3 separate regions of the Mus musculus genome follow, and regions 2 and 3 are each linked to region 1. A link is a loop called in an ENCODE intact Hi-C map of the cell type or tissue named here. Cell type or tissue: left cerebral cortex. All regions are shown on one strand.

Evidence for each region. A loop is a pair of places that touch in the nucleus more often than their neighbours do. Peaks named below come from ENCODE experiments on the same cell type or tissue, not always from the same donor. Only the 100,000 strongest peaks of a DNase experiment are listed, where the experiment ranks them.
Region 2: a loop joins it to region 1, with 2.8 times the contacts of the local background. A loop is called at or near these places in 8 of 42 quality-filtered maps.
Region 3: a loop joins it to region 1, with 4 times the contacts of the local background. A loop is called at or near these places in 6 of 42 quality-filtered maps.

The regions. Positions count from the first base shown.
Region 1 is chr15:98,105,619-98,110,618 of GRCm38, forward strand. It overlaps Pfkm (phosphofructokinase, muscle), which reads left to right and starts at 2,853. Exons shown (of 23, transcript NM_001163487.1): 1 at 2,853-2,993. In left cerebral cortex, a CTCF peak has its summit at 2,834; DNase peaks (open chromatin) are centred at 2,288, 2,884, 3,403 and 4,766; H3K4me3 peaks cover 2,691 bases; H3K27ac peaks cover 2,069 bases.
Region 2 is chr15:98,387,550-98,392,549 of GRCm38, forward strand. No RefSeq gene overlaps it. Among named protein-coding and RNA genes, the nearest start is that of 1700031M16Rik, 8.4 kb to the right of the region's middle. In left cerebral cortex, a CTCF peak has its summit at 2,470 (motif pointing left); a DNase peak (open chromatin) is centred at 2,473.
Region 3 is chr15:98,508,519-98,513,518 of GRCm38, forward strand. No RefSeq gene overlaps it. Among named protein-coding and RNA genes, the nearest start is that of Snora34, 8.8 kb to the right of the region's middle. In left cerebral cortex, CTCF peaks have their summits at 1,126 (motif pointing left) and 2,121 (motif pointing right); DNase peaks (open chromatin) are centred at 2,127, 2,962 and 4,435; H3K4me3 peaks cover 564 bases; H3K27ac peaks cover 548 bases.

The sequences.
Region 1 (5,000 bases):
TGCAGTTGATGAAACAATATTGATACAATGTTATTAACTGAAGTCTGCAGTTCACATTATGTAGTTCTACAAGTGTTGATACATCCATAGCGCCATACATATGCCCACCATCACAACATTACTGAAGAGTTTCCCCACTATAGCATGTAGTTTTCACTACTACCCAGCTTTAAGCTCCGGGTCAACCACGCTCCAGCCCCACCCCGGTTCCCTTAGATCCCAGGATGAAAGACACACGGACACACACATAAGCTTATCTTTCATATCCTTTAGCTCAACGGCCCAGCTCTTCTAAGCCTTCCTCAGCCATCGAACCCTCCTTTTCACTCCCAGCTCAGCACCCTAAATCTGCCCTCAGCTTAATTATGTTTCTAATATCCTACCTGCTACTCCAAGCCCTGCTGGGGAAGCAGTTGACGGGCACTCCACCCAAGATCTCACATGGCTCATGGCTCTTTCTTCCTCCAAAGCATGGTGAATTCTCTTCCTCCCCTGTTCCTGCCTGGGGGAAAACTCGAAGTCCTGCCCATTCCACCCAGTTCATTGGTTGCTAGCATCTTTATTGATCAATCAAGAACCAGTTGGGGAACAGGACCTTTAGTGTTGACACTCAAGATTCCCAATTAAAATATCAGGCACACCTCCTACACACCACCTTTAAGATCCTCTGTCTATGCGCTACACAAATTCCTCTCTATTTCAAACCCTAAGTAGCCACTGATTTTCATAGTTTTGTCTTTTCCAGAAAGCCAGAAAGCTGGAATCTTATATAGCAGGTAGCACTTTCAGACTGCCTGATTTGCTGAGAAAGGTGCATTTAGGCTTCCACCATGTCTGCTCACGGCTTGATAATTAATTTTCCTTATTGTTGAATAGTGCTTTGTCATATCAACATACCACGCTTTCTTTACCTATTTACCTCGAGAGATGTCTTGCTTCTATTTTGGGGCAAGAGTGAACAAAGCTGCTGTAAATATGTTTGAGGGCATGATGTAACTCATTTAAGAGTTATGTGATGGCCATGTCTGTGACTGGAAACTGTTAAGTTGCCTTTAACTAATGGGCATTCTGCCAACAATGAACGATGTTCACTAATGTTCAGGTCGGCCTTGCAGTCTCACTGTATTTAATATTATCTCTTCCTATCTGAGCCATTTGATAGCTGGGTAAGAGTCTCTTAGCTCCCTGGTGGTAGAACAAATGAATGTTTTTGCGTATGTTTATTTGCCAACTGTGTTTTCTTTGATAACATATCTGTCCAGATCCTTTGCCCATTTTAAAACGTATTGTCTTTTTTACTACTGAGCTGTTAGAGGATTTTATTCGCGTATAAAGTTTATTATTTTTAAAGTTAGTTCTATGAGAGGTTTGAGTCTCCTCTGATGTGTACATACATACATACATATATACATATGTGATCAAATTCATCCCCACTCCCCATGCTTTTCCCAATCTCTTCCCCTTCGCTACCCACCCGGTTTTGTGTTCTTTTAACCCTTTAAGACCAATCTGTGCTGCCCAAACAATGTTGGATGTGGTCTTCCTCTGGAGTCAACTCATCAGGGGCTACACTCTCAGAAAACTGTCTCTCCCTGCCTCCAGCAGCTAAGGATTGCCATTTGCTCCATGGCTGGAATGGTCTGGACTTGGCTTGCACAGATTTTGTAAATGCTGTCGAAACTGCTCTGGATTCATATCTGCAGCTGCCCCGGTGTGCCCATAAGATAATTTTCCTTGCAGCCTCCCACTGCCTCTGGCCCTTCCCTTCTTTCTGACCCTTCCTTGGGAATGATTCCTGGGCCTCCTGGGTGGGGGTGCGGTCTATTATTTGTTGCACTTTGTCCAGCTGTGGTTGCTGTGTTAATCACCACCTACGACAAATAGAAACTCTCAGATGAGGGTTGAGAGAGGTAGAAGATGGGAGGTGGGTGGGGGAAAGGGTACAGAAAGGCAGACCGCACCAGCACCGGGTGGGGTTACTAGGCAGGTCTGAGGGGTCTTTCTTCTACATCCCAGTCCTTTATCAGATACATGATTTGCAAATACTGCCTTCGGTTTTATAGGTTCACTTGCATTCTTATCGTTGGCAGCCGGAATGTACATGGCAGAGGCAAAGCTAGCAGAGAAAGAAAGGGCAGTAGAGAAATCCGCCGGTCCTGGGACACAGAGTAAAGTTGACTGTGGATAAGCATTCAAGCAAAGACAAGAGGGGAGGCAGCAGAGCAGAGGGTGTGAGCTGGGGATGTTGGTGGTGCTCAGGGAACACCAGCCCAGTGTTCCTTAGAGCGCCTGCTGCAAAAGTATCTTCTGGGAGGTAGCTTTTCCCTCCCAGACTCTTGCAACCTGCTGCTGCGGACTTGAGAAGGGGCCTTTCCCTCTTTGGTCCGTGGTAGCATGCAAGCTGGATTCGCCCTCTTTCCTCTCTGAGAAATGATGCAAACGTGGAAAGACTTTTGAGGTTATTGTATAAGATATACCAGTGTTCTGTGTTTCTTAAAGGCAGGTATCTGTCTTAAGACAAAGCCTGGCACACAGACTCCAGATAAACATGTCCCTTGAAAGCGCGATAGGGGTGGTCAATTGCTGTGGTTGGATTTTAACAGTGGCACACGTTTGAATTCAAGGAATAGCAGACAAGCCAGGAGAGAAAAAGTTGGCTTAGTTGGAGACAAGATTAGCAACTAGATAAATTCTAACCCTCACCACGCACACGAGCAGCTAGCTCCCAAGATAAAGATGTGCTCGGGAAGCAAGCATGCAAGCAGCGGCCACAAGGCATCAGGGTTCTTAAGGGGTGGAGGAAGAGGAGGAGAGAGGCAAGCAGAGGGAGGCGGAGCCTCCTTGCCATTTTCGGCCTGTAGAGGTTTGGAAGCCTCTCCTCCTCCCGCGGCTGCCTCCACCTGGCTCCTCCCCGTGTTCGCCAAGCTCCCCTCCCCCTTTCCCCAAGGACAATCTGCAAGAAAGCAGCGGCGGAGGAGAGCTAAAACTACAAGGCAAGAGGGAGGCCTTGGGTGGAGAGCGAGGGGCGAAGCCAAGAGTGAGGTGGGAGCGAACGTGCCGTGCCGGGAGCAGGCGGTGGGGAGGACGGAAAGGAACAGAGGGCCAGACGTGACAAGGCATCCGAAATCGCAGGCGAGAGGGGGGATGGGTGCTGGGCACTCGTGAAGAAGCGGAGCCCCTCGGTTAACCGCCCAGCACTTGCACGCTCAGATCCCAGAGGCATGGGCAGGGGTGCTGGGCTGTGTTGCACTTGGTTGCCTGACCCCTCCCCTGGCACATATCCAGTTCAAATTGGTGCACCTATGATGCTTCCAGGCTGTGTTCCTCCTGCCCCCTGCGAGCTCACACACATACGATTCTGTATATTTATATTTAGCATCAGTGACTATGTCACATGCGTGTCACCGTGAGTCCATGAAGTATGGGGGCATACGAACTGCATGTATTTTTGTGTCCTGTGCCTCTTGACATACAAACTCAGGAGAACGTGAGCCGCTGTCACAGGCCAGCTAACCTTGGTAGGGTGAACTCGTCTCTTCCACTGAAAGCACGACATGGGGAAGTGTGGGGGCTTCTACAGGTGATGAGCCAATCTGGTGACGAACTCCAGGAATAAAAGAAAAACCCTCAGGGAAAAAGAGCCAGAACAGTTAGATAAATGTTCTTCTTTTCCAAAATTTTGGGTTCCCATTGGGTTCTCTAATCATGTAGTCTTTCTCACGACCAGCAGAAATCGAGACGTTAGCATGCCAGGTTTATGTGTGTTCATGTTGCTTTCCCGGTTTGTCACTTTCTAAGTCCTACATGTGCCTGAGTGTTTTGATTTGCTTTTTTATTTCAAATTAGCATATGAGCTATTAGTTATCTCTGGGACATTTTAGAACAAAATTTCGTTTTAGTAGACCCTCCTTTTCTCTCACCTCCCCCACCCACCCCGTGACCCCTGACTTTGCTGTGCACCCCTCTGTTCTCTTCTCCTTTCATGTCCCCTCCCCCATCCTTCATCACCTATTCTCATCTCTCTTGGTCTCGTCTCTAATTTTTAAGGGTTTACCCACACTTACTCCCGTTCATGCGTATACAGGTCTACTTTACAGGGTAGGAGCTTCATATGAGAGACAGAGGAAATGTAGTTTTTGTCTTTCTGAGTTTGGGTCACTTAATACTACACTTTGTAGATCCATCCATTTTTCTAAAAAAAAAAAAAAAAGCAATAATTTAGGCTTTTTTCTTTATAGCTGAGTAAAATTCCATTCCATACATGTACCACATTTCCATTACCCATTAATCTGTTTATGGCCATCCAGACTGATTCCATCTCCCTCCCTCCCTCCTTTCCTTACCTGTGATGTATCCAACCCAGGGCCTTACAAATGCTGTTCAACTGTAGCATATTCCCAGACCTGAGTGTGCTTTTAGCAGTAGACTATGGAGCTACACCCAACCCCAAGCCTGCTCTTCACACATCTGTGGTACATCGGGTCACTGATGCTTTTCAGCAAGTGTTACTGAGCTTCCTGTGTGCACAAACTTCAGTGCGTAAGCTCTAGAACTGGCCTTGTTTTCTTTTTCTTTTTGGCTATAAGTTTTGTCTGAATGTATGTTTGTGCACCGCATGTATGCCTCATGCTTGTGGATGCTAGACGAGGGCATCCAGTGCGGATGACTAACAGAGAGTCGTGAGCTGCCATGCGGGTGCTGGGAATTGAACCCAGATCTTCTGGAAGAGAAAGCAGCCACTGCTGAGTCATTTCTTCAGCACTGGATGTAAATTAAAAATAATCAGCCCCGGAGAAATTTTCAGTCCACATAGAGGAATTACCCTTAACAGCAGTGCAGTCCAGTGGTCAGGAGACTTTACTAAGAGGACACAGTATTTCAGGCTTTGCACAGCGCCAGACCATGGCTCCAGTCCCTGCCCCAGTGTGAGAGCGCAGAACGAGGATGAGCAGGCAGCTCGGACTCTGCCTTTGCTTTCTGTGTTTTGTGTCTCTGAGACG
Region 2 (5,000 bases), 280 kb after region 1:
ATATGAATATAAAAATTTAACAAATTTTTCATATATTATTAGATTCTCAAAATACTCAATATTGTTAATATGTTTGATGTATAAAATGCATTTAAATAATACAAATTAAGGGGAAAAAAGAAAAAGAAATAAATCTCTCATTTAGATTATTTATGTTGTGGATAGCTCTGTGCTGCTTGCTGTCCTGGGAGGGGCTGTCTGGAATGAGGAATGAGTCACACACTCAGATGACTTCTTGTGAACCAATCCCCTAATGAATAAAGGAGCCAATCATTGGGAGAGTAGGCGGGACTTCTGGATTGGATGGAGGAAGTGAGGAAGCAGGAGAGAGTTAGGTCCCTCTTTGGAATGGGGACAGCAGAGGGGTAAGATATAGCTAGTAGAGTTTCCCTGTATCATGGCAGATCCTCAAGGATTCGCCACCAGAGGAATCAGATTTTAATAAGGCTTACAAGATTAGGTTTTAGTTGTTGCGCCCAGAGATTGAGTTACCGTTGTTTCTGAACTAAGTTTCTTATGTTGCATTTTCCTTCACGCAGAGAGAGAGAGAGAGAGAGAGAGCGAGAGAGAGAGAGAAGCTGAACTGGATGTGGCCCGAGGCTTTTGGCCTCAAAGCCCACACCCAGCACTTCCTCCAACAAGACCATACTTTCTAAACCTCCCCCAAACAGCACCACCAACTGAGGACCAAGTGTACAGATACCCGAGACTCTGGGGAGTGGGGGGGGGGGGGGGGGAGGCATCTCATTCAAACCACCACAGATATAAATGTTGGTGAAACTAATACAGCTGTAGACAAACATCAGGAGCAGAACAGAGCACAGCCTTGGCGTAGAAGAGGAGAGTGCTGACATCTGACTGTTTCATACACACATACCCATCCGAAGGTCCTTAGAAACCAAGCAATTTAGCTTCACAGTAAGAATTTACAGACGGTGAAGAGTCAGGGTTTATCCTTAAATTTATTTACATCTAAAGTATTTTGCGTGGCACCTGCCTCACATGCACACATTTCATGTGTGAAAGCTAAGTGCTATGTCATATACCCCTACCTGTCAACAAATACACCTACGTGCCAGTCCATACATATCTGCATACAACCATTTGCAGCCAATATGGGGGTGGGGAGGAGGAGATATTTTACACCTGGAGTTTTGTTTTGTTTTTTAATTTGAATAAGACAGACTTACAGGCTGTGAGGTCAGGGAATCCCCGTCATTATAGAAGGGTAAAGCGGAATTCTAAGCGACAGTAAGCAAAATCAATATGGTGTCTCAGTACGAGCAAACCTGTCTGTCTGCAGAGTCCGTTTGTTCCTGCTGTGGAAGCAGGGTGGCAGCCATCACAACTGTGGGCAGATAAGGAAGGCTTGGAGATGTGAGGTTTGGCCAAGGAAGTCCGACAGCTATTGTAGTAAATATTATTTGGGGGTTTCTACCCCACCTTAGATCATTCTGTTCCAAAATAAAACACACAAAACCTTTATATTTATAATAAGCCTTACAGCGCTAGAGCTGGGCAGATAATAGCCCTGTATGATATTTTGTCTACTTCCCTGTCAATAATCCCGAATATGACTTGCTGTGTTCCTCCTGGGCTGCTCTACTCCAACTGGACAGCCCCCATGGCCAGTTCTCACAATCTACCCACTCCACTCTGTCTTCCTCTGTCTTCTCCCTCCTCTCTTCCTCAAGATCTCTGCTTGGAGCCCTGGAAAGAAGCCCTGCCTACCTCTCTCTTCTGCCAGGCTATGCAGCAACAGGCCAAACCTCACCAGCTGAGAGTAACATGGGCAGGCTACGTCCTCACCTCTGCTTTCTCTCTTTTTAGTGTTGGGAAGGATGAGAAGTCCTTAGAATAAGCTCAGGATCAAGAAAAATATATACATAAATTATTTCCTGATTTCCTGTTTAACATTTACATCACCTCTTCTAAAAGCAATTCTGAGCCAGAAGACCAAGGAATTTGCTGTGAGTGTGTCTCCTAGCTGTGTCAGAAGCTACGCCCATAGAGTCTCACCAACATGACTGCCCACGCAGGAGCTGAACAGGGCAAGCAACAATAGGCTTGCTCCAGTGGATGAGGGAACACAGGAAGAACCAGGGAACAAAGAATCTGAGAGCAGGAGAAGTGGTCTCCCCAGGGAAGAGCACACAGTACCAAGTGGTCAGCCCTTGTAACATACATGTAACATTGTACACATATAGACACATATATGCATGTAACAACAATGAATGAAGTAAGCCACGAATTTGAAAGAGTTAGGAGGGATATGGAGCTTAGAGAAAGGAAAGGGAAGGGAAACTGTAATAATAACCTCAAATTTTAAAAATAATCGTTTATTACGCACAGTGTTGTGTAACCACTGCCACTGATTTAAGAATTGCAAAATGAAGGTCATACATGTGGCTCGACAGGAGAGTAAAGATTCCAGCTCCTCCAGGCCTCCTGCTAGACCCCCACTGCCCCCTGGTGGCACGTCTTCAGGATGACAAGTTTCTTCTTCAAATCCTTTTGACAGGCCATAGCACAGAAGCCATAGCACACAGGAAGAACTGTCAATGATCGTAGAGAGGCAGAGGCAGAGGCAAGACACTCAGAGCATTAAAGAGATCTTGTATCAGGACCCCAGACCTGTACGCAGAGAGACTAAAGGAATCACCAAAGTAGTGAGAGGGCTTGGAGTTGAGAAGCCCTCAAAAGAATGGTGAGCAGCTCACACGTGACTGTACAGAAAGACTGACAGACATTTGCATCAAGTCTGGACAACAGGCTTTGCTCTTCACATGCTACATAAGATTCAGGGTCTGTGTGTGTGTCTGCATCTGTGTGTCTGCATCTGTGTTTGTGTGTGTGTGTGTGTGTGTGTGTTACTGTCTAGCCATGTGTCTCTGTGTGTGTCTGCATCTGCATGTCCGTCTCTGTGTGTGTGTGTGTGTGTGTCTGTGTGTGTCTGTGTGTATCTGCATGTGCATCACTGTCTAGCCATGTGCCTGTGTGTGTGTCTGCATCTGCATATCTCTGTGTGTGTTGGTATCTATATGTATTACTGTCTGGCTGTGTGTCTGCATGTGTGTGTGTTTGTATATGTGTGTGTTACTGTCTGTGTGCCTGTGTCTGTGTGTTTCTGTGTGTGTATGTGTCTGTGTTTCTGTGTGTATGTCTCTGTGTCTTTGCATCTGTGTCTGTGTATCTGTGTCTGTGTGTATATGTGTCTGTGCGTGTCTGTGTGTCTATGTCTGTGTGTGTATTTCTGTGTGTGTGTGTGTGTGTGTGTGTGTGTGTGTGTGTATTATTATCTGATGGTGCGTAAGTTGCTGGCCTTCTGTCAATCATTTTCTCATTTCTAGAATAGCCACAATCATAGCAAGCACCTCACTGAATTTTACATTTAAATAACATTTTCGACTTCTTTACCACATCCCACATTTTCAATGTTTTGCTTTATCTTGTTTCAGCCCAAAGCTGTCAAGCACACAGAGCTCTCAGTCACTACTGTTAGCAGCTCACACTCATGAAGTCACTGAATTTGAAGTCTATGAAGTTCTCTCTTTATCTCAATCAAGGAGGACAAACTCATTTGTTTAAGCATGTCAGGCCACAGTGGTCCCCTCTCCATCCCCAGGCTCATGGGATATAAAGATGAACGAGACAGACTCTGCTTCTAAAACACCTGCCACACAGGAGAAAATCTGCCGATGGGTATAATGCAATGTAAGGAGTCCTTTTACACCAGTGTGGCAAGACTGTGTGTGAGCTCAGGGGAGAAAGAGTCAAGCTGTACCAGGCGGTGAGGGAAACCTCAGATCATTCCATGCCATCCTACGTGCATGGGCAAGAGTAAGGCAGACGATGAAAGAAAAATCCTCCAGGTGGAGACCATAATTTAGTGGTCAATGTTAGAGATTACCAGTGTGGATACTGGGGCGAGTAATTTCAGATTGAGGCTAGAGGCAATTGGCACAGGTAATTGGATATGGCCTCCAAAATGGAAGCTCACTCAAACCCCCTGGGGCATCTTCCCCTTCTCCGCATTTCTGCAACTTTTGATGAGTGGACTCTGAAGACAATATGGGCATCTGGCCAACGTCTTGGCAAGTCTCTAGATGAGGGAGAGAATGCACAGGCTCTCTTTGTCCCTGGCAGTTGTTCCTGGGCTCGACCCTGGGGAGGTGTGGCCACAGACTTTCTAAACTAACTTTCCTGAGACCTACCAGCAAAGGCAGTAACTAGACCCCAAGACACTTGGACGGAATTGCACTCCCACACACCCAGCCTTCCCTGTCCTTAATGATGCTCAGTGGGACTACAGTTCTTTCTCTCTAGGACAGAACATTAGTGCCTCTGTGGCTGGAGAGAGCATTAACTGAAATGTGTGCTAATGCCAGAAGAGGCAGGGCCTGGAGGGTCATAATTTCAGAGATCTGAAGCAGGCTTGCCTAGCTCACCAGAGAGAAGCTCACATAAGCCAAGTACTTGTTGGTCGCTGGCCAACAGTGTCAGCAGCATCAGCACTGCCCAGGAGGTCATTAGAAATCGTCCAAGGCTTAGATTACATGGTCAGACCCTGATGGCTGCACCCTAGCCCTGGAGTTCTTGGTTTGATAGGTCTGGAGTGAGCCTGAGAATTGGCCTTTCTGATGACATCTTACACGGTGCTGATAATTCTGATGCTACAGTTTCTTTTGTTTTGAATTGTCACATGCAAGTCCAGGATGGGGAGCTAGCAATTAGATGCAGTCAGAGACCTCTCTTTGGCACTGGTTTAGAGCCGAGCTTAAAGCATGTTCCTTTGAGTTCTAATCCGAAGCCCTAAGGATCTTCTCTCGGGTGCTCCCCGTGTTGGTCAGATTCTGTTTAATTTCAGTCTACGGGATCGTCGTTGTGTGCCCCAGAAGATGATAAGCATTGCTGCACACAGACTAACAGGGCACAGGTTCTAACTGGGAGAAGACCCTAGGATTAGAGAGTATTTGTTGACTGACATAGGAGACACATCA
Region 3 (5,000 bases), 400 kb after region 1:
CCTGACCATGTTTGGGGGAGGACTGTAGGAAGACTTTGGAAGTTTGGGTTAGAAGAGCCATTGGGATGTTAAGAGCTCTGTGGGATGTTGTGTAGGAGCTTGGGAGATGATGTTGAGAACAGTGCAAATGATGGAGGCCTGGCTTGTGACATTTCAGAGGGAAGATTAAAGGCTCTTATCAGGGCTATTGCTATTTTGATTGTGAAGATTCTGTGGTTTTGTTAGCTGGGGCTGAAGAATCAGCTGTGATTAACAAAATACTAGAACTACTAAAGCAAAAACTTTGCATTACTGGGACTATTGATGCTGGTTAGCTGGAGCTAAGAAATTAGCGGTGATTAAGAAGAGACCAGCATCATTGAGGTGAAATCTTCTGGGAAGTGTTTTCTGAGAGCACAGAGACTGTGTTCCAGAGATAGACAAGATTTTACCTTGTGCTGTGGCTGGACTTGGTAATGTGTAAGAGTCACCCAAGTGGTACTGGTTTTGAAGGCATGAAGGGGTTATGCAGAGCAGCTGAGGCTCGGCACTGTGAGAGGCCACGGAAGGCCATTGGTGAGGGTGTAGCCTCAGTTGCAATTGATGGCCCAGGACTTGAAGGGGTCACACAAGGGAGTTGATGTTTGGCACCATAAAGAGAGCTTATGAGAGGCCATTGGTGAAGCCCAGTTGCAGCAGAAGACAGCAGTGTTTTGGAGATGCCAGTACCATGAGATGACCACCAAGAGCAGCAACAGCAGTGGAGTGCAGGCAGCTGGAACCTAGAAGACAAGGTTTAGCTCAAAGGGCAAAGCTAGAAAGTGATTCAAGCCCTTGGAGGAGTCCCCTCCAAGAGCACTGGATATTGTTTGTTTGTTTGTTTGTTTGTTTGTTTGTTTTGAGACAGGGTTTCCTCTGTGTAGCCATGCCTGTGCTGGAATTCTGCAGACCAGGCTGGCCTCACACTCAGAGATCTGCCTGCCTCTGCCTCCTGAGCGCTGGGATTAAAGGCATGTGCCACCATGAGCCTTAATGGCAACTTGGTTTCAGTTCCCAGAACCCACGTGGCAACTCACAACCATTTATAACTCCAGTTCCAGAAGATCAGAAGCCCTCTGCTGGCCTCTGAGTGCATTAGGCACATATGCACTACACATGCACACATGCACACAAAACATCCATACACATAAACTTTAAAAAAATGTTTTTTTAAAGAAAAAATGTAAAGCAAGCTTCTAGACTCTTTTTTGTAAACATTCAGTCTTGCATTTCACTTTGGAAAGTGGCCTCTGTTATCAGCAGACTCATATGAAGTGAATATGAAAAGACACTCCCATTTAATCCCCCGGAACATACTTCTAACATTTCATAAAGCACTGTTAGAAGCTGACGGTATGGCAGAGCAGTGGTGGTGCACGCCTTTAATCCCAGCACTTGGGAGACAGAGGCAGGAGAATTTCTGAGTTCGAGGCCAGCCTGTTCTACAGAGGAAGTTCCAGGACAGCCAGGGCTACACAGAGAAACCCTGTCTTGGAGGAGGAGGAGGAGGAGGAGGAGGAGGAGGAGGAGGAGGAGGAACTAGAATGATGATAGAATAGATAGATAGATAGATAGATAGATAGATAGTAGTTAGACAGATGGTAGGGATAGATGGATATTATTGATAGATAAATAGATGATAGATAACAGAAATGTGTAATTATATAGATATCGGTATAATGATACAAAGTGACCACCTTGGGCCTTTCCCAGGACACCAAATCCCCACCCCCCCGTCTCCAAACCACAGAAAATAGTAGGGCTACATAAATATTCCTGGGGTAATGCTACATAAATATTCCTAGGATAACATGATACAACAAATGTCCATCGCTGATCTTCCAAGGTGAAAACGAATTGCTCTTGATGCACTGCGTAAGGGCACTGACCCAAAGTCAAAGACAGTTCTCACACACACACACACACACACACACACCACACACACACACACACACACACACACCACACACACACACACACACACACACACACACACACACACACACACACACACACACACATTCACATGCCCCCACTCCACATGACAGACTCTGCGATACAGGCTTTCTCCAAATGCCGCGAAGACCACACGGGGGCGCTGTCGGGCTGTGTTTTGCCCATAGTTCATCAACTTATCTCCCAAGCAACCAAGCCTTTGGTGGGCAGGGGTGGTTCAAGACCCGAAATGTAGACACATTTACAAAGAGGTGTGTCGGAGCAGCCAGCCTCGGTCCCACGCAGCATCAGTACCTGCAATGCAAGCAGCGGCAGGTCTGGGGATTGAGGGAGCACGCCACTGCACGGTCCACAGAAGCCAACTGTTTCCAGCCCCTGCTGACCCCATGTGTTGTGCTGAACATCCACCATGGTCCCTAGAGGAACTGTTTACAATGGGAAGCCTGGCGCACTCTTAACTCTCAGACTATCCGCATTGTAGAGTTGTGTTTATTAACCGTCTCTGACGTTTCACCAGCATCGGCTCCATAATAAAAGGCGTCCCAGTGGTCACCTGGATCATTAGCAAGTGTTATCCCCGATTCTGTGGTCCCAGGACCTGTAAGCTTTGCTTTCAAGAATAGGTTATAATGGAGGCTAATTTTTTCTGCCTCCTACGCAGTCAGCAGGACACTTCACTATCTGCCTTGTCCCAGAGACTCAGTAACCAGATCCAGAGTAACTCCCCTGGGCTTTCTCTTGCTTTCCAAGTTCCTGCAAAGCCATTATAGTACAGGGAATATAAGCACATTTATCCTGTGGCTGTTCTCTGCTCCCGCACTGGACACCTTTGGCCCAGGCGCTACTTTCCTATTTCCCTAGCCTGGAATACAGCATCGCGTGGGACTTGCCCAGAGTCTGTTTTATTTTTTATTTAAAATAAAGAGGGGGGGGTGTTAATGAATTCATTCTCTAAAGCACAAGCAGACGCTTTTCATTTCTCTCTCAGTTCCCATTTTGTGCACTTCCGCTTCTCAGCACATTGTCTTGAGAACGCGGATTCTGTACTTCCGTGGGTGGGCTCGCATTGCTTTCTTCCCCGGCGTTAGGGATAGATAGTCCCATGGCACATGTGTGCTCTGCCTCTGAGCTACAGGCACAGGCAGTCCTTGAGTTATGAACACGCTTCCAACATCCTTACTTTGTGATTGTTTACCACAAATGGAAATTTAAGTGAGGCTTCCTGGCCTTAGAGGAGGTGAAAGATTTTTCTGTTTGTTTAGGTTTTTTTTTTTTTTTTTGCTTTTGCTTTTGAAACGGTTTCTCTGTGTAGCCCTGGCTGTCCTGGAACTTGCTCTGTAGAATAGATTTGCCTCGAACTCAGAGACCTGCCTACCTCTGCCTCCTGATGACAGGACTAAACGTGCCGTGATAAAAGGAATTTAGTCCACTCATAGAACAATCTGACTATTAACTGACAGGATTAGATTCTCTTTTTTAAGACCTATTTATTTATTTATTATGTATACAATGTTCCGCCTACATGTATGCTTGCAAGCCAGAAGAGAGCAAAAGATCACATTACAGATAGTTGTGAGCCACCCTGTGGTTGCTGGGAAACTGGGCACCTCTGGAAAAGCAGCCAGTGCTCTTAACCACTGAGCCATCTCTCCAGCTCCAGAATTAGATTCTTATTCAAAATTTAATCTAATTACTCTCTTCTCCCTATATAAATCCACCAGTGTCGAGTTTACGCACATATTACTATAGATGCTAATTCTGAATCTATAAAATAAAAATATTATGGTTGGTTTTAATGTCAACTTGTCGCAGATTAGAATCACCGAATACGGAGCCTCGCCTGAAGACATGTTCTGAAGAAGTTGATCTGACTGGTGTGGGAAGGCCCTCCCCTGATTGTGGGTGGGCCTGGTAGCAGCTCCGATAAAAAGGTTGTTTTGGTAGGACGTTATCTCCCCTTTGTTCCTTCTGGCCTTCCCTCTCGCCATGAGTTTGTTTGCCTGGGATACGGATGATTCTCTCTGATGTCAGAATCAGTATTTATAAGTTGTCATCAAGACTAGGTACCAACAGCTCCCCAGGAACCTTCTGGACCTCTGTGTGCCAGACCAGTACTAAGCCACCCTGCCTTGGGGATGGAGCAAATATCAGCTGTTGAACTGCCCCACCCACCCACCCACCCCCACCCACCCACCCACCCCCACCACCCTCGAGAGACCATTCCTGAGGGACTAATGGGAGGCATTCAGCCATAAGGACCAAGTACTCAGGTAAGTCTCCGCTCTCTGCAATTCTGCTGTTGTTACTGTTTAAAGCCGGGAGGGCAATGTGCAAAAAGGATGACGCACAAGTGACTTAGTCACGTTTGTGAAATGTGAATAGTTCAGGAGAGACACGGCTAGAGACAGATGGTGTGGTCACTGTCACGCACAGCAAAAGTCACCCTCCGCATTCCGTCGGCAGGCTTGGCAAGAAGTACAGGGCACGGGGCCCAGCTGCTCTGTTCAGGTTCCTGGAATTCTCTCAGTGTTAAAAAAAAAAATGTAGATGGAAATTTTGAAGACATAGCCATAACAGAAAGTCCGTTGTGAAAGAGGAATGGAAACCTAGATTTCTCACCAAGAGGAAACAGAGCTGCAGTTCGTGCCAGGGCTCGAGAGGCCAAGGCAAGAAGACAAATGTAGGCTTAGGGGTCACCCGGGGCCACATGACAAGCCCCAGACCAGCAGGGTTACACAGCAAGATCGGGTCTCAAAAACAGCGACAGCTGCAGACCTCTGCATTCCTAACGCTGTGACCCTTTAATACACTTCCTTAGGCGTCCTTCTGTGTAGTGAGTCCTAAACATAAAATTATTTTGTTGCTACTTCATAACTAGTTTTGCTACTGTTATGAATCTGATGTAATGTAACATCTGATAATAACAATGTAAATATCCGGTATGCAGGCTGTCTGATATCTGATATTTAGCCCCTGTGAAAGGATTGCTTGGCCCACCCCCAAGGCTGATAACCACTGGGCTACAG